2 separate regions of the Homo sapiens genome follow, and region 1 is linked to region 2. A link is a loop called in an ENCODE intact Hi-C map of the cell type or tissue named here. Cell type or tissue: endothelial cell of umbilical vein. All regions are shown on one strand. Links, peaks and the distances in the headings refer to the core of each region. The heading gives the core; the rest is flanking DNA.

Region 1 (12,481 bases), core at 8,005-10,504, 120 kb before region 2:
CAAAGGCTTAAAAGTTATCCAACTGAAAGTTGACTTATACATTTTTCATTTACAAAATACAAGGCTCCTAAGTTGTCTAACTTATCCTGTGATGACTAGTGGCTGCCAGGATTATGCAAATATTTTCAGAAAAACAAATATGCTTAATACGTCTCTTCAAGGTAAAAATGACATTTTAATAGTGAATGAGAAAGCAACTGCTTTTCTAACTTAATTTGCTGTTTTGAAAATGGATGTGGTAGCAGCCTCTGAGGTTGCTGCCACTGATCCCCTCTTCCTGGCATCCATGTCCTTGTCTAATCCCCTCCCCTTGAATATGGGCTGGACCTGTGACTCTAACAAACGTTTGAATGTGACACAGGACTTCAGTTCGTTTCAGCATTTCAAACAAAACAACTTCATATTCACATAATATTTCATAAAATTCTTTCCTATGCATAGTTCCATTCAAGCATCCCAACCTCTTGAAATAAAGAAGAGATATAATATTTGTTTCTGTTTTAAGTGAGAAAATTAAGGGCTCAGAGAGATATTAAATGATTTGTTCAAGGCCTGTCTGACCAGACGGCTTGTACCACAATTCAAATCCTGCTCTGCTGACTTTAATTCTCAGTCTCCTTCATTCTAAAGGACGATTCTACTCTTCAGTCTTTAGACTTTCCAGAGTGGAGTAAAAAAGTGGCTGGCTAGGCTTTTGTGGTCTCAGATTCTGGTACCTGTGTCACTATAGCACAATATTCTAGTCTATATAGAGTGATTCCTCAATTGATGTTTGTTGATAATATGGAAATTTCATTCATAGCAAATTGTGGTGGTGTTAAATACTGTCATTACTTTACTTATCCACGTAACTCTATGTGAGATTAAGATTTTGGTAACTATCTGGCTATTTTGATCAAGGCAGATACCTGGTAATTGATATGTTAAGGCATTTTTCTCCCTGAGTTATTGGATGATGAAATCATAGAAAATTAAACCTAGTAGCAAACATTAGATGTGCATATTTGAAGACAGATTTTTTTTATAGCTGTACTATGAGTTATTTTTTTTCTGTCAAATATTATTTATGAGGAATGTTGAGGTAACTAGAGAGGAAAAATGTCATAGAAAACAGTTCCCTTCAGATGATCTAAGAGGTTCATGTTGTATACAATGCACCTCTTATCAGAAAGTTATTGGTGATACCATTTCTTTTCCGGTAAAGCAAAGCAAGTCTTCATTTTTACATATTTGACATCTCTGAGTTACTTACTGATGTCAGAGAGGGCATCCTTGATGTATGTTTATTCATATATTTTCAAAAAACAGTACAGAAAATTTTCCATTACTGAAGAAATAAATCCACAAAAACCAAAGGCTTGAGAATATTCCTTTAAAAAGATAATTTATTGACTTTTGTGCATTGGGGATTAACCAAATCTGTAACTAGAGATTAATCTGGAGAAGGGGGAGAGAGGAATAGAATGTGAATGGGACAGAGGCAGAGGAGGGAATGTGAGGGAATTAGGGCATTAGTGCTGCTGGAAGGGTGTGAATATGACTTGTTGAGGCTTTCTGAGTTTCAGGCTCTGTGCTACGTGCTCTGCATATATATCTTCTTCTTAATCTCTGTAACAGACCTATGAGGTGACAGACATTATTATCCACAGTTTTCAAATGAGGAAACTGGCTCAGAGAGGTTTCAATAAATGACCCAAGATCACACAGCCAGTAAATAGCAGTCAGGATTTGAACTCACAGATGTTTGTACTTCAAGTCTGTGTGCTTTACCGTACTGCATACGTCTGTCTACAGAGTGCTGATTTTACAGATATTTTCCCCAACTTGGCTATTGGTTAACTGTCCAGATTTGTTTTTACATGAGTAACGCATGCTCCAGTTTATTTTTATTCAAAGATAAGTATATATAAAGAGATGTAGATCCTTTTATGGTTTGCTGAAATTTATTTTGAACTTAGTTCTCGTGCATCAGAAATACCTTATTAATTGAAAATAGACCCATTAATTACTGTGTGGGATGTGAAAAAATGCATTCTTTGTAAATTTCTAGTTTTTCCTTTGGACTATGGTAATTTGCATTTGTCCTATGCTTTTGGCAGTAGCCACAGATTTCAAGTATTAAACATAAGTGAAATACTGTATGTGATTTTCTATATTGTATGGGAGGAAAAAAGTCAATCTGGGGGACAGATCCAAGTGATGTGAGACTCCAGCTGAAGGCTCAGGTCCCTCTAGGGAAAGTCACAGCAGCCTGACGGTGTAGGAAAATGGCACTCTGCTGCTGTCAGTTTACTTGGCAGTGCCTGGCAAAGAGCACAGGAAAAACACCAGAGCAGCAATGAGCAGTTTTTCAGCTGCCAGAGAAAAAGTTTCACAAACTGGGAATTTTACAAAGGTACACTAATGTCTGATACTAATTTATTCATCAAATATTTGTTGCATAGTATATGCTGAAAATACAATGCTGAATTAGTCATTGTTCCTGCTTTCAAGGAACACACGGGCCAGACGGGAAGACAGTCTATAAATTTCAGTAAAGGGCGTCAAGGGCCATAGTCACAGGGCCTTATGTGAGCACCTAGGAGAGGTACCTGGTTTCGCCGGAAGTATTGGGAAATGTTCCAGAAGAGGGAATATCTATTCTAAGCCAGACTGTCTATATAATTTGCGGAGTCCAGTGCGAAATGAAAATGTGGATCATTTGTTCAAAAACTATGAAGAATTTCAAGATGGTGACAGCTGAGCATTAGATAAAGCACAGACACTTCTAATTGAATTTCCTTCTACTTAGACTGTAATACCCACAATGGGAAAATTCGAAACCATTGTTTAACAAAATGAACCCACTCTGGGCATTTATGCTGTTTGTTTCCTTTGAAGTATTACTACATAGCAAAAATCTAAGGGTCTACAATAATGTATTTAAATCAGCCTGGTGTGGCCATGATAATTTTGGAAGAACAATATTAGAATGGGTCATGAATGTTTAGTATTTGTTGCATTTCCCCCAGAAAAGGAAAGTTTCTGGGAACTTCAGGGAATATTTAAATACTTTCTCCAGCAGCCTGTTGCCTCTGAAACAAATAATTTATGGAAATGATAAAAAGCAAGTGTTAGTATGTTTGTTGGAAACGAAAACAGAAACCCTACCTGTTGATTACAAAAGCAGAGAACATGGTATCCATGGAATATTGTATTACAGTATTTTTCACAACTACTCACTGTACCCTTTAAAGGTTGTATAATGCCTGCTGGTAGCAAGGTAGCCATACGATTTATAGTAATTCCCTGAGGAAGGACTCTATCTATCCTTCTCACTTGGCCATGTGACTTGCTTTGGCCAATGGAGTGAAAGGACGTGATGTAAGCCATGTCTGAGTAGAAGTTCCAGGCAAATGCTTTAAGGGCCATGGCAGTTGGCACTCTGCTTTCCCCCTGCCACAAGTTCAGCATGTTCCCCGGAGGAGTTCTTTCTTCAAGCCTGGATCCTGAAAGAAAAAGCCATGTGGAGCACAGTCATGGCCAACACATGAAATGTGAATGCGAAGTAAACCTTGGTTGTTAAAAAGCCAGTGAGATTTTTTGGGGTTATTAATGACCATAACTGGGTGAAAATTGGCTAACACAGTGTTTTTATTTATAATAGGGCAATGAGTCACAAATACATCATTTGTCTAAAGGACATTCAGCGATCTCACTCCTCTGGGGAATGACACTGCTCTAATAATGATGATCATATAGGTTTTTCCAGAGGCAGATACACTGGGAATTCTGCTAATGGTAATCTGATCTGCTGGGAAATCAAGCTGAGTCCTCCAGGCATGAGTTGGGTCTAAATGGCTAAACCCCTGTCCTCACTTCCCCACCTGGTCCAGCTGCTTGCTGCCTACTTGATCTTAGACAAGTTGCTAAGCCTCAATTCCCCAATTTGTAAACTTGGAATAGGACTATTTACTTCATAAATTTGTTAGGACAGGGTCAGCTTCTATTTCTTCTGTATCAATGCCATTTTCCCACACAGTTTCTACCCCTCTGATTAAATTAGCTCTTGTTTGACTTTGTCTATCATTTTTAATGTAAAAGAAGTAAGACATTTGTAGATTAATATTGAGCTTCTCTTTGTTTCTCCCCAAGTATCTATTCTTTCTTCAGTGACAACAACTACCTCATAAAGGGTATATACTTTATTTTGATATTGGATATATATGCATATACATACATAAGTTAAAATATGCATAAAACCATGTTCTGTACACAGGAAAAATTTAGGATAAAAGAATTAGTGAAATCTTCTTTTCTTAAAAGGATTATGGTGGGGGAAGTGGGTTCACTTCTCCCTATGAAGCTGTTAATTCTTTTATGTTACTTGGCAAAGCTTGCTTGCTTTCTCTTCCTTTTTTCTCTCTCTTTCTTTCTTTTTCCTCTTTCCTTTCTTTCTTTCTTTCTTTCTTTCTTTCTTTCTTTCTTTCTTTCTTTCCTTTTCTCTTTCTTTCTTTCCCCTCCCTTCCTTCCCTCCCTCCCTCCTTCCCTCCCTCCCTCCCTCCCTGCCTCCTTCCTTCCTTCCTTCCTTCCCTCCCTCCCTCCCTTCCCCCCCCTCCCTCCCTCCCTCCCTCTCTCTCTTTATTTTTTTATTTTCTTTCTCCTCTCTTTCTTTCTTTTTTTTCTTTTTGAAGCAGGGTCTGGCTCTGTCATCCAGGCTGGAGTACAGTGGTGTGATCTTGGCTCACTGCAACTTCCACCTCCCAGACTCAGATGATCCTCCTGCCTCAACCTCCCAAGTAGCTGAGACTAACAGGCATGTGCCACCAAGCCCAGCTAATTTTTGTATTTTTTGTAGAGACAGGGTTTCGCCATGTTGCCCAGGCTGGTCTTGAACTCCTGAACTTAAGCAATCCGCCTGCTTCATCCTTCCAAAGTGCTGAGATTGCAGGCATGAGCCATCGTGCCTGGCCTGGCAAATTTTTCTAATTGTCACTATCGGTCAAGTCCTGTCCTACGAACTGAGAATAAAGAGTGGAACTGGATAGAAAAAGGCCTGCTATCTTTTAGCTTACCTTCTAGTAGGAGGAAGCAGACAATAAACAATTAAGCCAATAAGTAGACCCAATAAAAGGCCAAAAAACATGAAGTAAGAGTCCTTGGGAGAGCTCTCTACTGAATGGATAAGAATAATGTGTTAATTTATAGCTGTTTCAAGGAAGAGTAGCAACATTTATTGAGCACCTGCTAAGTTTCAGCTAGTTTATCTGTACTCTTTCATTTAATAATTGTAATAACCCTGTGAGTAGGTCCATTTTATAGGTCAAAAACTGGACATTCACAACTAGAAAGTCAACTAACTTCCCCTCAATTACCCAGCTGATAAATTCAAGAGTGGACCTCTAATTCTTACCTCCTACTTCTTCCTCAAGCCCAGTAATCTCTTTTAAGTAGGAAAAACATATCTCTTTCTGCTTACCCTCACCTATATCCTCAGTTAGGCTTTTTTAGATTATAAGTGATATTTTTCTTAGAATAAAGTTAAATTTCAGCTTTCCCTGCATTTACAGGAAATATTCTTTAAAAACAGAGCACTGGACTTAAATTCTGGAGAACTACCTTCAAACTACTGTCCTGCTACTCAATACCCATGTGGTTTCCGGCAAGTCACTCAACTTCTATGAGCCTGTTTACTCATCTGTAACAGGAGATAGTGCCAGGTATAAGGTTTTATGATCCCTAGTTTTGAACTAGTGGGGTCTGGCTTCACAGATTTTACTATACTTTGCACACTAATATTGCACACTGACATAGAGTCTCTCTCTGGTGATGTGCACAAGGATTTATATAACTCAGATCACTTCCACAGCACAGTGACTCAGAGCCCCTGGAGTATGAAAGACTGAATCCCTAAGTCTGGCTCACGAGCAGTAAGATCTCCTTTTCCTCTGCATTTTACCTAAGTGTTTTTTTTTTTTTTCCAGGCTGGGAGAGTTTGCCTCTGGCGTGCCTCTGCTCTTGAGGGTGAAATGGGCTCAGAGTGACTTTAAAGGCTGCTCAACAAAGGCAGGAACACCAGAGAATTATCATTTTCTTTTTCTTCAGCTGACTGGATAAGTGTAGCTGTAATAGAGTATGGTTCAGGAGGGCAAAACCACTTTGGAAGAAACCTTGAAAGTGATTCAATTTCAAGTCACAAGATCAATTATGTGAGGTTCTAGAACTACTGATACTGAGTTTTACAGCAGATTCATGGCACAGGTTCAGAAGGTGATTCAGGATGTCTCTTTCCTTGGACATTAAAGCTCATTACCTGAAAATTACTCAGCCTTGGCCCTTAGGGAAATTTTAAGTGCCCAGCCCAAACGGCATAATCCTATTTAAAATACCAAGATTGCATGATAATGAACAACATCGAAAGAAAACACTTGTCTGGGTCAGATCTCATCAATTAGACAATTTCCAACAGAGAACACATCTCTAGATAACTACATGTCTGTCATATAAGGGATATGTGGACTTCCGGCTATGTGCTTACAGTAAATTATCTCAAGAAAACTAGGCAGCAGGTAGAAAAAGAGCAATGCAATCCCACTTTTTTAATGCTCTTGCCTATAGTCTTTGATGGACTGAACTTCATTTGATGACCATTTCTATTCTTGCCTGCAATTTGGGAATGTTAAATCCTATCTCATAGGAGTGTGTATGGGTAGCATGAACTAAGGTAGATAAAGGCTTCACGTGGTGTTTGGCATGGCGTAGGTGTAGATTGGACCTCAGTTTTCTGCCCATGTTTGCTCTTCACGTACCTGTCTGGTATCTGTATGTGCTAAGCTCTGAGCCTTACAAACCATAGGGAGAGATATGCAAACTTGCCCTCAATGAGCATGTTGTCTAGCGAGGAAGATGAAATGCATAGACAGACAACTAGAGGTGGGGTTTGAGGGAGCCCAAGAAATAAGCACGCTTTTCCTGGCCCAGTTGCTGACAAGGAGATTGAGAGAGGGTCCCAGAGGTCAGTGGATTCTGGAGAATGTGGCATGGATGTGTTAGCTCAGGGGACTTGCCAGTCCTTCAGTCAGGCAGTAAGAGGACATCCCCAGTTGCCAGTCATTGGAAACCTAAAGAACTACAGGCTTCCTGGGGTAGGGGGACAGAATGGGTGCTGCAGGCTGGTCTGCAGAGGGCAGGCAGAGGTGCTGAGCAATCGCACTGGTTGAGAGAGGGGAGTATTGCTATTGTGGAACCTTCTCCACATGGACACATGAAACAGCAGAAAGGGAGAAGGAAAAAACCCTAATAAATTTAGCTTGCAATTTAAATTGAAGGGCTAAGAATAACTGACATTAATACTCATGCCTCATTACTGGTTGATTTATTTGGTTCTCAAACCATGGCTGTGTGTCAGAATCACTCGTGGAGATTTAAAAAATTACAAATACCTGGCTCCACCTGTTGGAGATTCTAAACCAGAGGATTTGGGAAGAGGTTTAGATATCTACATTTTAAAATCCCACTACAGGTCATTCTGATGGGCATCCAGGGTTTTGACCCACAACATTAATTAAGCAACGGTAGGCTTGGTTAATCTTTAAAAATACAACAGTCTTTAAAAAGGACCAGTGCTAATTGCATTATGCTTCTGTGTAAAAAAAATACAAAACCCTCAGATTTATTTGTCCTTTCTGCCAAAACAGAGATAAGAGAAGATCAAGGGAGTAGACAGATAAAAAGGTAAGTCCTGTGTCTTCTGTCTTAGGTTTTCATAGAAGTAACCAGAAGATATATATTTTTTTGCTTATCTTTTTTCTATAGTTAGTATGATCAAAGCTAACATTTCAAAAGCTGATCTTCCCTGGAAACATGAATAGGAACATAATACATTCAGTTGAAATTTTATCTAACTTTTAGTGAGTGCCTACTGTGTGCTAGAACTATGCTTGGCAGTTTCCTGTGTCTTCCCAGGTGAGGAGGTCAGGCCATAAGTGTAGTAGGATTAATGACGGCATTCTGAGCTAGTGAGAATGTTTAGGAACCATGACTTAAACGTTTATCTGCATATGATTCTCACTGCTGATGAAGATATGGTGATGCTGCAGCACGTATGTATTGTGGAGACACTGAAATTTAATACAACTTTTTGAACAAAAATTTGATAATGTATCCTAAGAACCAGATCTATATAAATGTTCTTAACATTGCACCCATTATTTCAATTTCTGAGAATTATCTTAAGGAGATACTTTTTTAAAGTAACATGTTTCAGGTAAGAGGAGAATAATTATAATGTATTTTAAATGTAGCTATATCTGGAAATTACATAAATTTTAATCATTAAGGAAATGATAGGTGAATTATTGCATAATGACTTTTAGACACTTAAATCTGGTCATTATAAAGCCTCTGGAGGAACAGGTAAAATGCTTAAGACAAAAAGCCAAAAGAAAAAATATGTACCAGGATAGTAATTAAAAGTTATTCATTAATGTTGGAAGGAAGTGTGAAGATGAGATGTAGTTTGTGTGTGGTAGTAGAATTCTGAGCATGTTTTCCTTTTTGGATGTGGTGGATGCACATTGTCCGGTCTTCCCAGCATCCCTTCCCACCCTATATGCAGCTAAGAGGAAAGGAAACCTTTCACCTCTGGCCAGTGAGCTGGGATGCAGTTTGCTTGCAGTCATTTGCAGCCTTTCTCCCCCTTTTTTTTTCCACTGCCAAATCAAGGAAACTTGCCCGTAGTAAGAGATAAAAAACTAAAAATCTAGAGAGAGGCTGGAGTCAGAGGGATGAACAGATGTGTGGAGAAAGGGGTAGAGAGATGGACGGGCCCACCTGAAGAGACCTTTAAGTTGGCGAGACAGTCTTCTAAATTTGGCACCTATGTGACACCGTACAATTTCTTTCTTATACTAGTTAATCTTGTTCTAGTCTGCTGACAATCAAAAGAATTCTGACAATAGAATTGGTTTAATTTTTAAAAGTTTTTAATTCTATGTTAGAGTCTGCCAAGGTTGTTGTTTGTTTTTAAATGAACCTTCTTTACTTTCTGAAGTACTAGAACATTTTGTACTTGTGTGTAAATACTGCGTTTATGAATCATTTCCCATTATTTTACTGATAGAATGTTGGTCTTTATTGAACTGTCATTTCCTTTCAGGTCTTCTTCTCAGCTTTTCCTGCAACATAACCACATTAACTGTTTTTCCACATCCTGATTCTGACAATAGCCATCCTGAGAATGCTTTTGGAAAGGGTAGTCTGAAACTACAATGTGGATTCAAATCTGTATAAGGCAGAAATGTATGGGGAATTCTGAAATCAATCAACAAACAGTAATTGAGCACCTATTATGTGCCAGGTTCTAGGGCTACAATGAAAATAAAAGTAGACAGAGCTCCTGTCCTTAACATGCTTATCTCTGTGTGTGCTGTGTGCATTCACTGGAGGTCCAGGGAGGCTTAGTCTGGGAGTATATTTAGCACTTAATATTTATTTAATACATCTGCAAAACGTCAACAGGATAACAAGCAACATTTATGGACCTTTAATAAGATAAGGTCTGTGCCATATCTTATTTTCCCCATTTTACCAGATGAGGAAATGGAGGTGCAATGAGGATATTTAATATATCCAATATTACAGAGTTAATAGGTGCCAAAGGTGGATTTAACCTGACACAGTCTGGCTCCTTACCATAGGATATTGCTGCTTACACGGTTGTAAGAAATCTGCTCAGAAATGCTGAATCTGTTACTTAAATTAATTTTTAATTTTTTTTGGAAAAATAATTATTAAGTTAAATGTTGGTGGTGAGATATACAGATATCTGACTGGAATAAGACAGGAGATTCCCTTTTCAACTTGCTATAGTTTGAGCCACAGGAAAAAAGTTCTGAAAAAATTAGTTCATCCATTAATTCATGTATTCAACAGCATTTTCAGCATACTACCTGCTACTAAGCAAATTTTGTAGAAAGCCCTTGGTTTGTTAAGGGTAAATGGAACAGAAACAAATCCTTAAAATATAACATAGGATGGTAAGTTCTGTAATAAAAGGGTTAAAAAGGAACTTTGAGAGCATTAAGAGGTGAAAGGAGGGGAAGGAGGGAGGAAATGTTATGAATTGTTTGACAAGTAAGCTAGGCGTTGAAATATGAGGAGGAATTCTTCCATGGACTTGGGAGTGGGTATAGGAGTAGTGGTGTAGAAAGGGACTTCTGCAACAGGATCTGCTTCTAAGCTCAGTCAATCGTGTCCTGAGAATTGCAAGTGGCTCTAAGACCAGGACTAAAAAGATAGGTTGTGCCAACTGAGGGAAAGCATTTGGAATTGTCTTTGAGGTCAGGGCTATATAAACTCTTTTAATTGCATACACCTACCAGTAAAAATAACTTGAGCATATACTCTTCAAATATGTGTTTATTTGCATATATTTATTTTTATATATACACTATCAGATTAGTTTCTTATATCCCTTCGGAAATACACACAGATGTAATTAAATAGGAAATATTTAAAGATAATGTTAGTTTTTGCTCCTATAAAATTTTCTTAAACATTAGAATGAATAATGTGTTTGAAAATGCAGATATGTTTTTGAAAAATTTGATTTAACACTTTATGATGGGGTAATTTAAAGGACTGGTTCTAAGTTCAGTTTATTTTGATTTCTAGTTTTAATTAAATCAAGACACTTCACAAATAGTGAAGTGCAGTTCCGATTGAAGGAGTGTTTGTTGGCATTATAACTAAGTCATAATGCAGTTTTTGCAGTTTTTTTTTTCAGTCTTAAACACTGTACTTAGGTTTTTCTTGAAATGTAATTAATAACTTTCTGTTTTTCCTGATATCATTTAGTCATTCTTGTAAACTCTTTGGAAGATGTTGCATTTTAATATTTTTAGTAGTTGGTTCAAATTCATAATCTGAATTATTTAGACACAGGCTAGAAAATTCTGTTTCTCATCTTTTTTTTAATGTGCAGATAGGAAAGGTTTTTTTGTTTGTTTTGTTTTTTTTTTTTTTTTTTAATGAGACACAGTCACATTACTTTTAGCCATTAAATCAATGATGAGGAAACATTTCCCCAATTGTATGAGTTATCTCTTGCTGCATAACAAATCATCCCCACAATTAGTATGGTAAAACAACAGACATTTCTTTTCTTTTCTTTTTTTTTCTTGAGACGGAGTCTCGCTCTGTCGCCCAGGCTGGAGTGCAGTGGTGCGATCTCGGCTCACTGCAAGCTCCGCCTCCCGGGTTCACGCCATTCTCTTGCCTCAGCCTCCCGAGTAGCTGGCACTACAGGCACCCACCACCATGCCTGGCTAATTTTTTGTATTTTTAGTAGAGACGGGGTTTCACTGTGTTAGCCAGGAAGATCTCCTGACCTCGTGATCTGCCCGCCTCGGCTGGGTTTACAGGCATGAGCCACCGTGCCCAGCCGACATTTCTTATCTCATAGTTTCTGTGGGTCACAGATCCCAGGAGTGGCTTAGCTGCATTATTTTGGGTCAGAGTCTCCCACAAAACTGTGACTGAGGGGTTGGCCGGCCTTCCAGTCAGCTCAAGGCCAAATTGACTGAGGCTCTGCTTCCAAGTTCCCCCACGTGCCTGTTGGCATGCCTCAGGTCCTGGTCAGCTGTTGGCTAGAGGTGGTAGTTCCTTGCCATGGGCTTCTCAATAAAGAGAGAGTAAGAGAGGGTGAATAAGATATAAGTCTCAGTCTTTCTGTAACATAATCTCAGAAGTAACTCTTTACATAATCCTATTTATTAGAGTTACTAAGTCCAGTCCATATTCTAGGGCAGGGAATCACACAAGGACATAGATACCGGGAAGAGAAGATCAGCAGGGGCAACCTCAGAAGCTGCTAGCACACCCATTTTCAAAGCAACAAATTAATTTAGAAAAGCAGTTACTTTCTTATTCACTATTAAAATGTTACCTTTACCTTGAAAAGACATTAAGCATATCCGTTTTTCTGAAAATATCTGCATAATCCTGGCAGCCACTAGTCATCACAGGAAAGGTTAGACAACTTGGGAGCCTTGTCTTTTGTAAAAGAAAAATGTGCAAGTCCACTTTTAGTTGGATAACTGTTAAGTATTTGCTTACAAAATAACTAGCCAACTAGTAAGGACAGTTAATTTGATACAATTAAGCCCTTTATAAAGTAGGTTCTTGGCAAGTCTTTTAAGTTCAATAAACTTTTTCATCAAACTTAAAAGACTTGCCAAGAACCTTCTTTATATATAAAGGGCTTAATTTTATCAAATTAACTATTGATAACATCCTCTAGCATGTAGAATGCAATTCATTCCAATATTCTGAGAGTGAAGAAATAAATGTGGATCCCCCCATCACCTCTCACTTGTGGGACCCTTTAAGAGTTCTTCCTTCAGGGAAACTCAGCTGGGTTAGGTGAGGGCATCAGTATCATTCCATACACTCAACATGCATACATTTAAATTACTTTCTAATTATTTTCTTTTTAGTTTTG
Region 2 (17,042 bases), core at 5,614-8,113:
ATGGAGTATTTTTGATGAAGCTGCATGCTTTCAGAATGGTGGAAAATTTAATTGACTTAAATGATACAAAAGGCAAAGGAAAAAACTAAATGAAAATCATTGAGACAAAAGTTGACATTTATCTTTGGTCACTTACATGATGCAGAGGAGAGAGTACATGATAGATGCTCACATGCTGAACTAATTTAACAGCAGTTAAGCGTGAGGGCTCACTCTTAATCTCTTAGAGTTATTTAGAAGCCTTTCTATTTTAGGTAACATGCCTTAAAGTTCTGCTCCCTTAGTTCGCACTGTGCCTCATCCTATTGTTTATTTAGCAGGTTTTTTAATAGAGTCTGAGAATGAGCTTCTTGCAACTTTCACATTATCATATTACAACATTCACCACTGATTATCTGTACTCAAGGTCAATGACATTATCTCATTGGAATTCCCTGGACTCTGGATTTATAATAAGATAGTCCAAAATGCTCTTGTCTGTGATGGAAAAATACAACACAATTACTGTAAGTCAGTTGGTTCTTAAAGTGTTTGAGTTTCAAATTTGGCTACTCATCATATTGGCAAATTGCTTACTTTTCTTTTAAATGCTTGTACTTATATGACACCAATAAAATTTTCTTGATTAATGAAGTGGAAATATATCTACTATAAAAGGAAATTTAAAACATATATATTTCTGAAGTAACTAAAGAAGTAAAAATACATTTTAATTAATATTAAAGTATTTAAATCCTTCTATTCAAAAGCTCATTTCCTTAAGAACAAAGAAAACACATAATTTAGGATGATTTACTCATTAAGAATAAACCAAATGTTTTAAATAATCAATTAAACTTTTAGTCTCTTTTTTTTCCCATCTAAAATGACTCACTCAAATCCTATTCATACAAAAGGAAAGTGTTAATTTGTATCCTAATTCACCTTATATTTACTATAATGTATATTTCTTCTTTGGACAAGTCATAGCTTCTCCTTTCATAAAATAATATCTTCCATTATGTTACAATTACAAACTATGGCTCATAGGACCGGTGAATCATAGGGTTGGATGGAATAAGCCCTTCAGCAGTCATTTTCACCTCCAGGGCATCTCTAAACCATGAGTTGAACAACAAGGCGAGTGAGTAAGGTACACTTTCAGTCAGAAATACAGCTTTGGCTAGATGGAAAAAAAAAGAGTAAATCTGGGAACTCTTTTTCTCTTTAGCAAAATACGTCTTTCTTTCTTTTTGTCAAAGTGAATCTTATTTCAAACTGATATCATTAGAATAATAACCCCACGACAAAAATTGTTGTGTGAGACCATTTAGATTCACTTCATATGTGAGAATCGGATGCTAGCATCTGTAAGACATGAGATAAGCAATGTTTGAAGACAGCAGATTCTGCCCCCACCTATGTCAGCATAATTTATTACATGACTACAAAATACAACAACAGTGCATAAGTATAAAATGTGTAAAAAAATTAATGCTGCATACGTCTGTAAAAAGCCAAACAACAATTTAGAAGAGAAGGCAATTAGGGTAACACTTATGTACTAAGAAATCATTTGAAGTTGGGATACAATGTTATTTTCTTAACTGTCACAATTCACTCATGTTAAGACACTCCTATCTTGCTTTTATCCTCCATAGCATGTAAGGATAGTTACATTGGAGGGAAAACTTCGAGATGCTGAGCCAGGGTGGCTGACAGTGTGAGGAAGTCAGGAAAAAGTTTCAATCGAACCTGATCTCCTTGATCTTTATATGATGGTCTTTTCACGATTAAGCAACCATGAGCACGAAAGGAGAGACATGACTCACTCCAATAACCTTGAATAGTTGGGTTAATTTGAAATTTATATTCTTAAAAAGTTGTGATATGCAAAGACATAAACAACTGGTTTCTCCAGATTTTCAAATCCTGCTCCAAATTATTTTAACAAACACATATGTTATCATTTAAATGGGGGAAATGGCCAAGACCAACCCCAACTGGCTTCAGAGGAAGTTGGATACTGTAAACAGAAGATATGTTTTGGTCTGCTGAGCACCATTTTGGATCTGAATATGGTAAGGTAGTCTTAGTACTAATTTTTGTGGTTGGATATGCAGAGATTTCACTGGAATTGGGAAGATATATGAAAGAAGGGGTAGAGAAGGAGAAATGTTCATGGAAGGGGAGAGGAGCAGAATAGCCAGGGAGATGATGCAATACTGGGAAATCACAGAGGGTAAAGGCAGTGAGTGAAAATACAGGCGTTGGGGTGTCTGCAGGATTATTCAGCACTAGAATGTTTAATTGTCAATCAAGTGGTGTCTGTTTCTGTAATTGTAATGTATTCCAACTCCTCAAACTTTAGTAAAGTCTGTCATAAGAACCCATTTTTTGAGGGTTTTCTTTTGTTCTTGGATTGAAAATTATGGGAAAGGTTTCCTTCCATGTTGGGTGGAATAGGGTCAGCACCAACAGGAAGAGTGGTAAATGAGTAAATTAAGCAGAAGCAGGCATTTGGAGCCAAGGAAGTACCAGCTCTTCCTTCTCCAGCTTTCCTTCCCCCACAAATGTCTAGATATTTTGGAGAGGGTTTTGGTCTTTTACAACCCATGGGATGGATGTTTGAATCAAGGAGAGAGTAGATCCCAGATGATATTTATGCTATATTTATAAAGTCTGAAAATATAACAGTTCATTAAGGGAGAAAGTAAGGATGGAAAATTTTGATCTCTAGCACTCCTTTTTCTTTCATAGTGTTAACAGTGTAACACATGATATTGTTGGCATTTTCTTCTACAGACATACCAGACATTTAGCATTTATTTTTTATTTTTTTTAGTCAAGTCTGAGCTAGTCAATTATGTGTCTGGTAAACCAAAAGATATTACTGAAATCCGTGGCAACAGTTCAGGAACCATCTTGTGCACTTGCATTTATTGGAAGTATAATGGTAGGTTGCCTGTCTCTGTCGCATTCCTCATGGTACGCAGGGAAATTTGCTTGTATGTGAAAATATTTATAGGAAGCAGTTTTGTTTTGTGAGGCATGCAGACTGGTAGCTACATGTTTGAAGATACGCCCATTTTTCTGGCCCTTATCACTTATGAATAATGGCCGTGGGATAGAGTGAAAAAAGTATTAATAACTTAATGCTCAAACTTACCTTTTAAAAGGGCAAATTTCACATATATCTGAAGTGAAAATAAACCTGAAATATAATTTGTTTATGTTAAGTTAGAGTTTTTATGCACGTGCCTCCACTGTATTCTGCTACATTGGTAGTGGCAAAATATGCACATAAATGGATGAGAGAGAAATAGAGACAAAAGACAAAGGAAAGCAAAGATGTTTTAAGATATGGCATAAACAGCAGGTCTAATTTCTTTATTTGGTAAGTCTCGCATACTCTCTGTTTAACAGATGTGCCTCTCACTGCTGTAGCTTGATGTTCTGAGAGGATTCTCAAATAAAATTTATTTGATGGAGCAACACTCATATCATATATCTTGATATTTGAGAACCTTCCAGAAAAGACGAAAGTGTTCTAATAGAACAAGCTCCTTGTCTACGTATCTACATTTGGCCACAACAATGCTATTCTCATAGTTATGGGAAAGGCTGAAGGCCAAATTCGTGTCTGGTTTTGTATCTGGTCGAGTCCTTACATGCTTACATGAAGATTCAGGGAAAGGTTTAATTTTCCCAAGGCTCACAGAGGCAATTGTTTACTGGCACCAAATTATATTTCTGCTTAAAAAAAGATGACACAAACAGATACCATAGAAATCTAAAATGGCAGTCAAATATTAAGTGATTTTAATCCAAACAAATATAACCATAAAAACCTGAAGATTGTTATTAAATCTGGAAACATTATAACATTTTTTTTTGCTTTTCAAGATGAGTCTAGGACCACTTAGACCACAAAAAATCCACCTTGTTTTTGAGTTTGGAGGATATATCTCTGTGTGTGGCTTCCAAGGCTCCAAGTTTGTTCTAAAAAATCTACTCCTGTCCTGCGTCCTCCAATTCCTATTCACATAGGGCTGTGTGTGTGCATGTATGTGCTTGAACAATATTTTACACTTGCACTTAATGAAATTTACCCTCCTAAATTAGGCTTATTTTTCCAGCCTATCAGAATTCAGTAGCATTCTCATTTCTGCCTGGTTAGGATTTATTCTTCCCTGATTCTTTTCATTCACAAAATAGCAAATGTATCATATACAAATTCATTGAATCACTGATGAAAATGGAGAAGAAGGCAGGACAAAGAGAATCCTTTTATGGCACTGGTGCCCACCCTTCAGAGTGACATTGATCTGTTAACCGTCATTCTCTGGTGTGGTTGTTTAACCAGTTTAAAAATCACTTACTCCGCAAACATATTGAATGCTCCCTGAGCCAGGCTTTGTGCTGGGTGGTGGGAAAGACAAATGATACTATCCCTGACTTCAAGCAGCCCAAGGGAAGAAAGACATGAAAATGAAGAGCTGCAGTGAAGTGTGATAATGCCAGAGGTATATATTAGGCAAGGCACTTAAAAGCCAGCCTAGGATTTTCTGAAAAAATAAACTGAGGAGAGTAAGAGGTTTTCTGAGTTTGTTCAAAATATATAGAATTTATTTTTTCAGATAAATTTTAGCAACAGTTCATTACCAGGAAAATCCTATTAAAATTTTGATAATAATTGCATTATACTTTTAACTTAATTAATTCAATATCCTTATGCAGAACCATGATATGTATTTCATTACATCCCCATGTATTTTAAAAGGCAGTTTTTAGGATATTTTGTTTTTTGTTGCTTTTGAGAATAGGGATTTTTTTCTCATACTTTCTAAATATATTTTTGTGGGTTTCCAAGAAAGCCATGGGTCTTTGGCATATTTATCTTATGATTAGCTATGTTTCTGGACTCATTATTTCTAATGTTTTTCAGTTGACTCAACTGAGGTTTTTAAACCAAAAATCATTGCTTATAGATAATGATCATTTAATTTTTTCTTTTTAAACTACCTATTTGGTTGTGTATTTCATCACACTTTTGACTTTTTAGAATATTGTAAAGTAAAACCTTTGGTTTTAGTCACATACACTTGTACTTCAAGCACTCACAGTCCAGCTTCCGATGACTCTGCAGATGTGGGTTTCAGCAGCCAAGGTGTATTGCACCTGCTCATAGACCTTGGGAGTGTAACTTTCTCTGTTTTTACAAGATGTGCTCACTGCTTAATGATATCACAGATGCTGTTGCATTTTATTTCTAGATTCCAAGTTATTTTCTTGAATGTGTGAGAAATATAATTAGAAAATTAAATATTTTTGAAATTAAGAATAGAAATAAGTGGGAAAAAATGGACTGTAAAAAAAGAAAGGACTATTCTGTGAGACCAATTTATGACAGAGGTGATTTAACTTATAAATGCTTCATCACACTTTACCCCTAGGCGGGGTTGCCAAAATCATGAGCATGTTAATGTTAGCTGGTGCTTTGTGTGCTCAGAAGATATCACTAAAGAAGCCGAACACGGTGGTGCATGCCTATAGTCCCAGCTATTCAGGAGGCCAAGACGGGAGGATTGCTTGAGCCCAGGAATTCAAGACCAGCCTGGGCAATATAGCGAGACTGACCTCATAAACAAAACAAAACAAAAAACAACCAAAAAAAAAAAAAATAGATATCACTGTGAAAGGAAAATAAACCCCAGGAGCCCCAAATCACTAAGCCAAGGGAAAAGTCAAGCCTGGAACTACATCAGGCAAACATGCCTCCCATTTTATTCCTCAATAATACAGCTACAGGCTGGGTGCTGTGGCTCATGCCTCTAATCCCAGCACTTTGGGAGGCTGAGACAGGTGGATCACCTGAGGTCAGGAGTTCAAGACCAGCCTGGCCAACATGGCGAAACCCCGTCTCTACTAAAAATACAGAAATTAGCCAGGCGTGATGGCAGACGCCTGTAATCCCAGCTGCTTGGGAGGCTGAGACAGGAGAATTGCTCTGTTCTGTTGAATTTCACCCTGGCTATGGAAACCAATAGCTTATCTTCACAGGTGTGGGACAGAAAGTCATCCCTATGCTCATCTGAGACAAATGCATACCTGATTGCTTCCTCTGCCCTATTGTTTATGTAAAAATGCAGATTGACTGAGCCAGATTACATTGTGTATTCAGTGAAAGGCTGATGAAGGACTCAAAAGAATGCAACCTTTTGTCTTTTACCTACTTATGACCTGGAACCCCAACCCCCTACCAGAACCAATGACAATGTTACATATGCTGATGTCTCTTATCTCCCTAAAATATATAAAAGCAAGCTGTACCCCCACCACCTTAGGCACATGTTGCCAGGATCTCCTGAGGTTGTGTCATGGACGTGTTCTTCACCTTGGCAAAATAAACTTTCTAAATTGGTTGAAAAATAAATAAATAAATGCTTCATCAGTGATACATACGGATGTTACCAGAGTGATGTAATCTTGGTCAACAGATATTGCATGTCATTCAGTTCCTATTTTATGTTCTTTCCATCTACGTTCCTATTTCCTGGAATAGGAGTTGCTACAATGGCAGCAGCAGGCATCTTTAGTTTAGTTTTTCAGACATGAAAGGTACCTACACATATTTGTATCTTAGAAAGGTCACTCTGATAACACATTGAAGGATAGATTAGGGTAAGGCAAAACTAACAATAGCAAGACTAGTTAGGTGCTAAAGTAATACTGGAAAGAATGAAGAAGTGGGGCAGATCTGTGAGGTCTGAGGAGGTAGAGTCAGTTATTCTTGAAGAATGAGATGCAGGGCTGAGTAGATGAGAAATCAAGTATAGCTCCCCAGTTTTTTGATTTGATGATTGAGATACAGGGCAATACACCATGTGCTGCTGGAACCCACATCTGCGGTATCTTGGGAAGCTGGACTGTGGTTGTTTGAAATACAAGTGTCTGTGACTAAAGCCAAAGGTTTTACTTTACAATTTTGATGCCAATATAAGTAAAGAATAGAAGAGGAAAAGTAGGCATGGGAGAGAAGACAATGCATTCAGTTGTGCAATACTTTGAGTTTCAGATGCCTGTGTGACATCAAGTGGAAACGGTAGTTGATTCATGCATTTGGCACACAGGAAAAAACACAAATGCAACAGGCTTTCTATTCAGTCTCTTTCTTTCTCTGCGGCGCAAGGAAATAATGAGGGGCAGGAACACAGCAAGAACACAAACAGAACACAGTAAATGACTTCTGTATGCACTCAGTTGAGACTCTTCTACGGAAGTTTTATGTTTTTCTTTATTATGGTAAAATATACATAACATAAAATTGGTCATTTTAACTGTTTTTAAGTGTGCAGTTCAGAGGCATTAAGTACATTCACATTGTTGTGCAACCATCACTATCATCCCTCTCAATATTTCTTTTTTTAAAATTTAATTTTAAATTGACATATAATAATTGTACATATTTATGTGGTACATTGTGATGTTTTGATATATATATAATGTGTAGTGATCAGGTCAGGGTAATTAGCATATTCATAATTTCATTTTATTGTGTTGAGAACATTTAATATCTTCCCTCTAGCTATTTGAACCTATACATTATTGTTATCTATAGTCATCCTATAGTGGTATAGAGCACTAGAACTTATTCCCCCTATCTAGCTGTAATTTTATATCTTTTAACAAATCCATGCATGTCCCCACCTCTCCCTACCCTTGCCAGACTCCAGTATCCTCTGTTCTACTTTTTACTCCTAGGAGATCAAATTTTTTTAAATTATTATTTATTTATTTATTTAGCTTGTGTGAAAACATGTAGCCTTTATCCATTTATCTGTTATTGGATACCTAAGTGGATTCCATATCTTGGCTATTGTGAATAGTGTTCCAATAAACATGGAGGTACAGATTTCTCTTTAATATATAGATTTTGTTTCCTTTGGATAAATACCCAGTAGTGGGACTACTGGATCATTTGGTAGTTCTATTTGTAGTTGTCTGAGGAGACTGCATACTGTTTCCATAATGTCTGTACTGTTTACATTCACACCAACAGTGATTAAGAGTCCCTTTTCTCTACATTCTCACCAGTATTTGTTTTCTTGTCTTTTTGACAATAGCATAATAGCCATGCTAACTGGGGTACCTAATTGTGGTTTTGATTTGCATTTCCCTAATGATTAATGGTGTTGAGGATTTTTTTTCAAACACCTGTCGGCCATTGGTATGTCTTCTTCTGAAATATGTTTGTTCAAATCATTTGCCCATTTTAAAATTAGATTGTTTGGATTTTTTTGCTGTTGAGATGTTTGAGTTCCTTGTATATTCTGGGTATTAATTCCCTCATAGAAAAATAGTTTGCAAATATTTTCTCATATTCTGTCCATTGTCTTTTCACAGTGTTATTGTTTCCTTTTATGTGCAGAAGCTTTTTAGTTTGATGTAATCACATTTGTTAATTTTTGCTTTTGTTGCCTGTACTTTTGAGGTCGCAGCCATAAAATATTTGCCTAAATCAATGTTCTGGAGTGTTTCCACTGTGTGTTCTTCTAGTACATTCATAGTTTGGGGTCTTACATTTAGGTCTTTAATCCATTTTGAGTTGATTTTTGTATGAGGTAAGAGGTAGGGGTCTAGTTTCATTCTTCTGTATATGGATATCTAGTTTTCTTAGCATTGTTTATTGAAAAGACTGTCCCTTCCCCAGTGAATGTTCTTGTTGTCTTTGTCCATACCATTTGCCTATAGATACGTGGATTAGTTTCCGGGTTCTCTATTCTGTTCCACTGGTCTATGTGTCTGTTTTATACCAATACCATGCTGTTTTGGTTACTATAGCTTCATAGTATATTTTGAATTCTGGTAGTATGATGCCTGCAGCTTTCTTCTTTTTTCTATTGGCTGTTCTGGCTATTTGGAGTCTTTTTTGGCTCCATACAAATTTTAAGATTTATTTTCTATTTCTGTGAAAAATGCCATTAGTATTTTAATAGAGATTTCAATGAATCTGTAGATTGCTTTGGGTAGTATTATCATTATAAAAATATTAATTCTTCTATTATGAGCATGAAATGTCTTTCTATTTGTTTGTATCCAATTTGATTTCTTTCATCAGTGTTTTGTAGTTTTCCTTATAGTGTTCTTTCACCTCCTTGGTTAAATTTATTCCTAGGTCTTCTTTTTTCCATAGCTATTGTAAATGGGATTGCCTTCTTGATTTCTTTTTAATTAGTTTGCTCTTTGTGTATAGAAATGTTACTGATTTTTTATGTTGATTTTGTATCCTGCAACTTTAATGAATTTATCAGTTCTAAAAGTTTGTAGAGTCTTTAGTTTCTTTTCAGTATATAAGATTATGTCTGCAAACAGAGATGATTTGACTTTCTCCTTTTCAATTCAGATGCCCTTTATTTCTCTCTTGACTAGTTGCTCTGGCTAGGACTTCCAGTGCCATGTTGAATAAGAGTGCTGAAAGTAGGTATTCTTGTTTTGTTCCAGTACTTGGAGGCAAAGCTTACAGTTTTTTCCCCATTTAGTATAATGTTCACTGTCAGTTAGTCATATATAACCTTAATTATGTTGAGGTACTTTCTTTCTATCCTAAGTTATTGAGAATTCTTATTATGAAGGGATGCTGGATGTCATCAAATGCTTTTTCTGCATCTATTTTAGTAATCATATGGTTGTTGTCCTTCATTATGTTGATGTGATGTAACACATTTATTGATTTGCATATATTGAACCATTCTTGAATTCCTGGAGTAACTCCCACTTGAACATGGTGTATAATCTTTTGATATATTGGTAGATTAAATTTCTGGTATTTCATTGAGGATTTTTGTATCTATGTTCATCAGGAATATAGGTCTGTAGTTTTATTTTTTTGTTGTGTCCTTGTCTAGTTTTCAGATGAGGGTGATGCTGGCCTTGTAGATGGAGTTAGAGAGAGTTCTCTTTGCTTCATTTTTTTGGAATAGTTTGAGAAGAATTAGTATTAATTCTTCTTTAAAGTTTTGATAGAATTAGCAGTGAAGCCATCTAGTCCCAGACTTTTCTTTGCTGGGAGGCTTTTTATTACTGATTCAATCTCATTATTGGTCTTTTCAGGTTTTTTATTTCTCCTGGACTCAATCTTGGTATATTGCATGTGTCCAGGAATTTACCCATTTGTTCTGGATTTTCTAATACATTGGCATATAGTTGTTTATGGTAGTTTCTAATGATCCTTTGTATTTCTGTGGTATCAGTTGTAATATGTTTTTATTTCTAATTTTATCTATTTGGGTCTTCTCTCTTTTTTTCTTAATCTAGCTAATGGATTGTTGATTTCGTGTATCTTTTCAAAAAACCAACTTTTTGTTTCATTGATCTTTTGTGTTTTTTAATCTCAATTTCACTTATTTCTGCCATGATCTTTATAATGTTTCCTATTCTACTCATTTTGGGGTTTATTTTTTCTTTTCTAGCTCCTTGATATTCATCATTAGGTTGTTTATTGGAAGTCTTTCTCAATTTTTGATGTAGGCATTTATTGCTAAATATGTTTCTGATTAGCACTTTTGCTGTGTCCTGTAGGTTGTTGTATGTTGTGTTTCTTTTTTCAGTTGTCTCAATGAATTTTAAAATTTCATTCTTAATTCCTTTTTTCACCCAATCATCCTTCAGGAACAAGTTGTTTAATTTCCATGTGTTTAATATAAAAAATTAGCTGGGCATGGTGGTGTGTGCCTATAGTTCCAGCTACTCGTGAGGCTGAGGCAGGAGAATAGCTTGAACCTGGAAGGCAGAGGTTGCCGTGAGCCAAGATCACGCCACTCCACTCCAGCCTGGGCGACAGAGTGAGACTCTGCCTCAAAAAAAAAAAAAAAAAGTACATATATTTGTATAGTTTCAAATGTTTCTCTTGTTATTGTGTTCTGGTTTTATTCCACTGTGGTCAGATGAGATACTTGATATAATTTCAAGTTAAAAAAAATTTTTGAGACCTGTTTTGTTTTTGTTTTCGAGTCCTGAAGAATGTTCAACATGCTGATGAGGAGAATGCGTATTCTGTAGCTATTGGGTAAAATGCTCTTCATATGTCTCTTTAACCCATTTGATCTACGGTGCAGTTTAAATCATCTGATGTTTCTTGGTTAATTTTATATCCACATGACCTGTCCAAAGCTGAGAGTGGAAGAAGGTCCCCAGCTATTATTATATTGGAGTCTATCTCTCCCTTTAGAATGAGTACCATTTACTTTATATATCTGGGTGGTCCTGTGTTGGGTTCATGTATATTTACAATTATTATTTTCCCTTGTTGAATTGATCATTTTATTACTATATAATGTCTTTGTCTATTTTTATGACTTTTGATTTGAAGTCTGTTTTATCTGATATAAGTATAGCTATACTGGCTTGCTCTTGGTTTCTGGTTGCATGGAATATCTTTGTCCATCCCTTCACTTTCAGTCTATATGTATCTTTACAGAAGAAGTGAATTTCTTGTGGGTAGCATATCTTTGGGTCTTTTTTTCATTAAAAAAGTCAATTTAGCCCATCTATAGCTTTTAACTGGGAGAATTAAATCTTATACCCAAGGTTACTATTGATAGGTGAGAACTTACTCCTATCATTTTCTTGATTATTTTCTAATTGTTTTGTATAGTTTTTGTTTCTTGCTTCCAATTTCATGTTTACTTTTGTGATTGAGTGGCTTTCTGTGGTGACAAGATTTGATTTTTCTTTTGTGTATTGGCTGTATCAGTAAATTTTATTGTTTTGCTTTTTTTTATGATGTTGGTTTTCATTTTTTTCACTTTCAGATATAAGACTCCATTGAATATTTATTGTAATTCTGGTCTAATGGTAATGATTCCTTTAGTTTTTGCTTGTCTGTAAAATATTTTATTTCTCCTTTATTTTGAAATGATAGCTTTGCTGGGTATAATATTCTTGACTGACAGTTTTTTTTTTTTTTTTTTTCCTTTCAGTACTTTGAATATATCAGCCTATTCTCTCCCAGCTTGTATGGTTTCTGCTGAGAAACATGCTGCTGGTCTAATGGGGATTCCTTTATATGTGACTTGACACTTTTCTTTTGTTTTCTAGAATTTTTTTTTGTCTTTTACCTTTGAAAATTTGACTATAAGGATCTATTCAGGTTAAATCTGTTGGGGTTCTTTGAACTTCCTGGATCTGGATGTCCATTTCTCTCCCAAGACTTGGGAATTTTTTGGCTATTATTTCATTAAACATGATTTCTACACATTTTCCCTTCTCTTTTCCTTCTGGAACACTTATAATGAGAATATTTGTTTGCTTAATGGTGTCCCATAAATCCTATAGGCTTTCTTCATTCTTTTTATTTTTATTTTTGTCTGCCTGTATTATTTCAAAAGATCTATCTTCAAGTTTAGAAATTGTTTCTTCTGCTTGGTCTCTTCTGTTGTTGAAGCTATTGATTTTCAATATTTCATTTGTTGAATTCTTCAGCTCTAAGATTTTTTTTTTTTCGAGACAGAGTTTCACTCTTGTTGCCCAGGCTGGAGTGCAATGGTGCGATCTCAGCTCATCACAACCTCCACCTCCCGGGTTCAAGCAATTCTCTTGCCTCAGCCTCGTGAGTAGCTGGGATTGCAGGGATGCACCACCACACCTGGCTAATTTTGTATTTTTTAGTGGAGATGGGGTTTCTCCATGTTGGTCAGGCTGGTCTTGAACTCCCGACCTCAGGTGATCCACACACCTTGGCCTCCCAAAGTGCTGGGATTACAGGCGTGAGCCACTGTGGTTTTTAAAAAAATCATATATCTCTTTGTTAAATTTGTCATTCAAATCATGAATTATTTTCCTGATTTCATTGATTTGTCTATTTGTATTTTTTTGTATCTTACTGAGTTTCATAAGATTATTAATTTGAACTCATTTTGTGGCATTTTATATATTTACTTATGATTGTGTTCTGTTACTTAAAAATTATTATATTCCTTTGGAGGCATTATGTTTTCTTGCTTTTTTATGTTTGATGTGCTCCTACGTTGATTTTTATGCATCTGGTGGATCAGTTGCCTGTTCCAATTTTATAGAATAGATTTTATAGGGAAAGACTGATTATGAATGGGACTTGGGGTGCTGGTTCGATGGGGTGCATTGGCTTTGGTTTCAGGTGGATGTAGTAGTGTAGTCTCTGTGTAGTTCCTTCAGCCATAATTCACGCCAGTGACATTTGTGACTTTCTCAGTGGCCTAGGCTGAGATTTTGTGGTGATGGTGGTGTGGCTTTGCCATGGTGGGCTAGCTTATTTCTCAAGTCAAAGGAACATGTGTGCACATGGTGGCCAGCTTGAGTTCTGGCCACTAGGATTGGGAATGTTACTCCGGCCAGGGGCACAGGCATGTATTTGCTTCGCTGGCCTGGGGGCGTGTTTGCTGGGGTTGGTCTATAGGCTGTTTCTAAGGCCAGGGGCATATGCACACAGCTTCTTTGCTAGCCTGGGGGGTGTGCCCACCATGGGAAATCTGTGGAGCTGTTTCTCAGGCTCAGGATGTGGGCCACAGAGATGTTCAGCTGGCTTGGGGGAGCATTGCTAGGGGCTGTCTATAAGACTTTACTGAGACCCTGGTTGTTGGTGTGGGGACTTTGGGTATGCCAGGGGCATGTCTGGAAGGTGCCATGAGGCTGGTTCTCAGGCCTTGGATGTGGGTATGCAGCTTTACCACTAGCCTATGGGTATGCTGTCTGCTTGGTGACTCAGGGACCCCTCCTGATTGGGAGAAATGGCAAGCATTAGTTTGGCTGGCTCTAGGGTGGGTTTGCCCTGGGTAGGACTGCCAAACTGTTCCTCCAGCTGGAAGTGCAGATAGCAGGAGTTGCTGTGCAGGGCCAGAGTTGCAGCTGATCCTGGGCCTATGCTCTGCAAAGCTGGGTTTGTGGTGTTCAGCCACCCTTCTGAGCTTGCTGGAATAAAGATGGAGCCCCAGTGATAGAGAAGTGCACTGGCTACTTGATCCCAGAGGCGCGCACGCCTGAGAGGTGGCTCTGATCTCAAGGTGGTATGGTGATATAGCAGTTTGACTCACAGGAAGTGCGTGAAGGGTGGGGAGTGCGCATCTTACCCTCCCAATCCGGAGCAGTGCAGCTTTGTGAATTTCTGGCAGCTCTCCAAACCGGGCTCAGGGCTTGCAAGCACGGTGGGATTCTGTAGTAAGAACTGTAGGTGTCTGCGATGGCAGTGGGGCCTGGTGGGGATCTTCTGCTTACCTTTTCCCCAAAAGGGGAAGTCTCTCCTATCTACAGACTGATCAGATGGGGGTGAGGGAGATGAGGTTGCAGACTTTGCATCCACACTTTCCTCTGTGCTTCCAATTACCACAGCTGTCTCTCTACATCCCCACTGCCCTCCAGCACTCTCCTTTCAACACTCCATTCAAATCTTAGATGTTTTTTCACTGCTTTGGTCCTTTCTTGTTAGGGGAATGAGGGCCAGGTGTCTGTAGCCAGCCATCTTACTTATGTCACTCTAGAAATTTTTTTTTTTAATCTCCTATAATTGTTAGTGATGTTGAGCATCTTTTCATGTGCTTATTGGCCATTTATATATATTGTTTGGAAGAATGTCTATTCATATCCTTTATCCCATTTTTAAAATTTTTATTTGTATTTTAAGTTCTAGGGTACATGTGCAGGATGTGCGGGTTTGTTGCATAGGTAAACATGTGCCATGGTAGTTTGATGGACCTATCAACGCATCACCTAGGTACTAAGCCCAGCATACATTAGCTGTTTTTCCTAAGGCTCTTCCTCCCCCTCACCCCGCTCCTCCGACAGGCCCCAGTGTGTGTCGTTCCCCTCCCTGTGTCTATGTGTTCTCTCTGTTCAGCTCCCACTTATAAGTGAGAACATGTGGTGTTTGGTTTTCTGTTTCTGTGTTACTTTGCTGAGGATAATTATTTGTTTTTCATTGTTGAATTGTAAAGAAAAATTTTAAACCCTAAAGAGTTAAAGTCTGACCATTTACCCAATTGTGATTTTCATTATTTGTAACTAATAATTTTATTCATTTAGAAAACAGCATACGAAGCATTGAATTAAAATGTGATTAAGTAGAATGAATTTCAGGTACATTTTGCACAGATCTAATATTTCTAGCTATCTTTGCCTAGCTAGATGCTTGAGATGATTTTTCCACATAGTGAATCAGTGTGTATCCTTTTTGCCCACATTCACAACTATTTCTGTACTTGGCTAAAAGTTCTAAGAACTATGCTCAGACTCTTGTCTTGCTTACAAAAATGCTAGATAAATATATGCAAATGACAGTGTGTTTTCCACTTTCAGGATATATTTGGCATTAAACTCGGGACAAAAGAAGACACAAACTTTATCTTGTGGTTTGGGTCCTCCAATCCTCATAAAAGTGTGGTTTCACCTGTTACCTCATAAAGGTGCCATTGCTGTATGCACATCTGAATCTGTTTACAATTTGAGAATAGAGGTGAGAAAGAATGATTTTCTATTTTGTGACATTCGTATGGTCAAAATTTTTATGAAATCTCGCCATGAAATTTCCCTTTTCTGAAAATATAACATGAGAAACTTTTTTAAAAGAGTAAAAAACTATTTAATTACACTCGTGTGCTCCAAAACAAACCTGCACTCAATTGTTTGTAATTGGCTTAGCAGACTGATTTAGGGGCAGTAAATTTTAATAGATTTCGATGATATTCAGCTATTTCTACATTAACGAAGGGAACTATATTATTTAAAAACGCCCCAGAGTATAAAGTATTGTTTATAGAAGCATTCAGTAAAATGTTGCATTGTAAATGACCTAAAATTGTTTTCATATGTTACCATTTATTTATCCCCAGGCAGATTGTAAGCAACTCAAAGGAGCTGTTTTTAATCCCCTTTTATTGCATAATATCATGGTCCATGTACAGTGCTAGCTAAATAAGTGTTGCTGACTGATTGATCTGGGACTTGAAACTTTTAAATTTGCTATTCAAAAGTTGTTTTACACTTTGGGTGGAAGAAAAAGAGGCTTTAAGACTTACAATGTTTTGGTTAGACAACCAGTTTTAATACATTCTGAAGAATTCAAATGTGGGTAAGTGGACTCATGTGCTGTATATTCCAAGCATTCAGAAATGTTCTTTGGCTGTACCCTATTCAATTTCATTTACCATTCAGTTTTTTTTTATTATTATACTTTAAGTTTTAGGGTACCATTCAGTTAATGAAGTCAATATTTATCAGCCTGTGGTAGACAACTCTTTTTTTAAATCCACTTGCTTCTTATGTATGACCCTTTGAGGCTTTCCAAACAGCATCTTCAATTTTGTCTGTCATGGCACTTGTTTAGAACTAGAAAAATCTTTGGTATAAGCTTGGGAGAGGACTTCTCTCATGTCTTGCAAATTGAAGAGCCCCAGCTTTTTCTAGACCAACAAAGTGAAATATGTATTTCTAAACCTTGAGAAATACACTTTACAATACCACTTGAAATGTGGTTAACCTGAAATAAGGTATGCTATACATGCAAAAGACAGTGGATTTTGAGGAGTTAGTACCAAAATAATTAGAATATAAAATACTTGAATAATTTTAAAATATTGATTCCATGTTGAAATTATAATATTTTGGATATATCAGGTTAAATAAAATGTTATTAATTTAATTTCCCATTTCTTTTTTTCTATATTTCACAATAAAACAGAAATTTTAAAAAGACATATGTGGCTCACATTAAAATTTTACTGGATAGTACTGTTTTTAGAGCAGGGTCCCTCAATCTCAGCAGTATTGACATTCTGAGTCAGATAATTATCTGTCAAGGGTTGTTCTGTGCATTGTAGGATGTTTAGCAGCATCTCTGGCCTCTACTCGCTAGATGCTAGTAAATCTCATCCTCCTCAGCTGTGACAACCAAAAATATCTCTAGACAATTTCCAAATGTCCCGTGGTGCATAAAATTGTTTCTGGTTGAGAACCATCCTTGAGACTGTAAAGTAGTGCTTGTAGAGACATTCACTAGAATGTTGCTTAGACATGTCCTAAGGTCTTTTTCATGG

Evidence for each region. Peaks named below come from ENCODE experiments on the same cell type or tissue, not always from the same donor. Only the 100,000 strongest peaks of a DNase experiment are listed, where the experiment ranks them.
Region 1: a loop joins it to region 2, with 2.7 times the contacts of the local background. A loop is called at or near these places in 5 of 110 quality-filtered maps.

What each region holds. Positions count from the first base shown.
Region 1 is chr12:46,436,649-46,449,129 of GRCh38, forward strand. All of the region lies in intron 2 of SLC38A4-AS1 (SLC38A4 antisense RNA 1), which reads left to right. The region is part of intron 1 of LOC124902923 (a long non-coding RNA gene); the gene reads right to left. Among named protein-coding and RNA genes, the nearest start is that of SLC38A4-AS1, 59 kb to the left of the region's middle. In endothelial cell of umbilical vein, for the core only: no CTCF peak of the experiment used is centred there; DNase peaks (open chromatin) are centred at 9,193 and 10,123; H3K27ac peaks cover 2,462 bases.
Region 2 is chr12:46,555,950-46,572,991 of GRCh38, forward strand. The region is part of intron 3 of SLC38A4-AS1 (SLC38A4 antisense RNA 1); the gene reads left to right. Among named protein-coding and RNA genes, the nearest start is that of SLC38A4-AS1, 180 kb to the left of the region's middle. In endothelial cell of umbilical vein, for the core only: no CTCF peak of the experiment used is centred there; a DNase peak (open chromatin) is centred at 7,072; H3K27ac peaks cover 2,455 bases.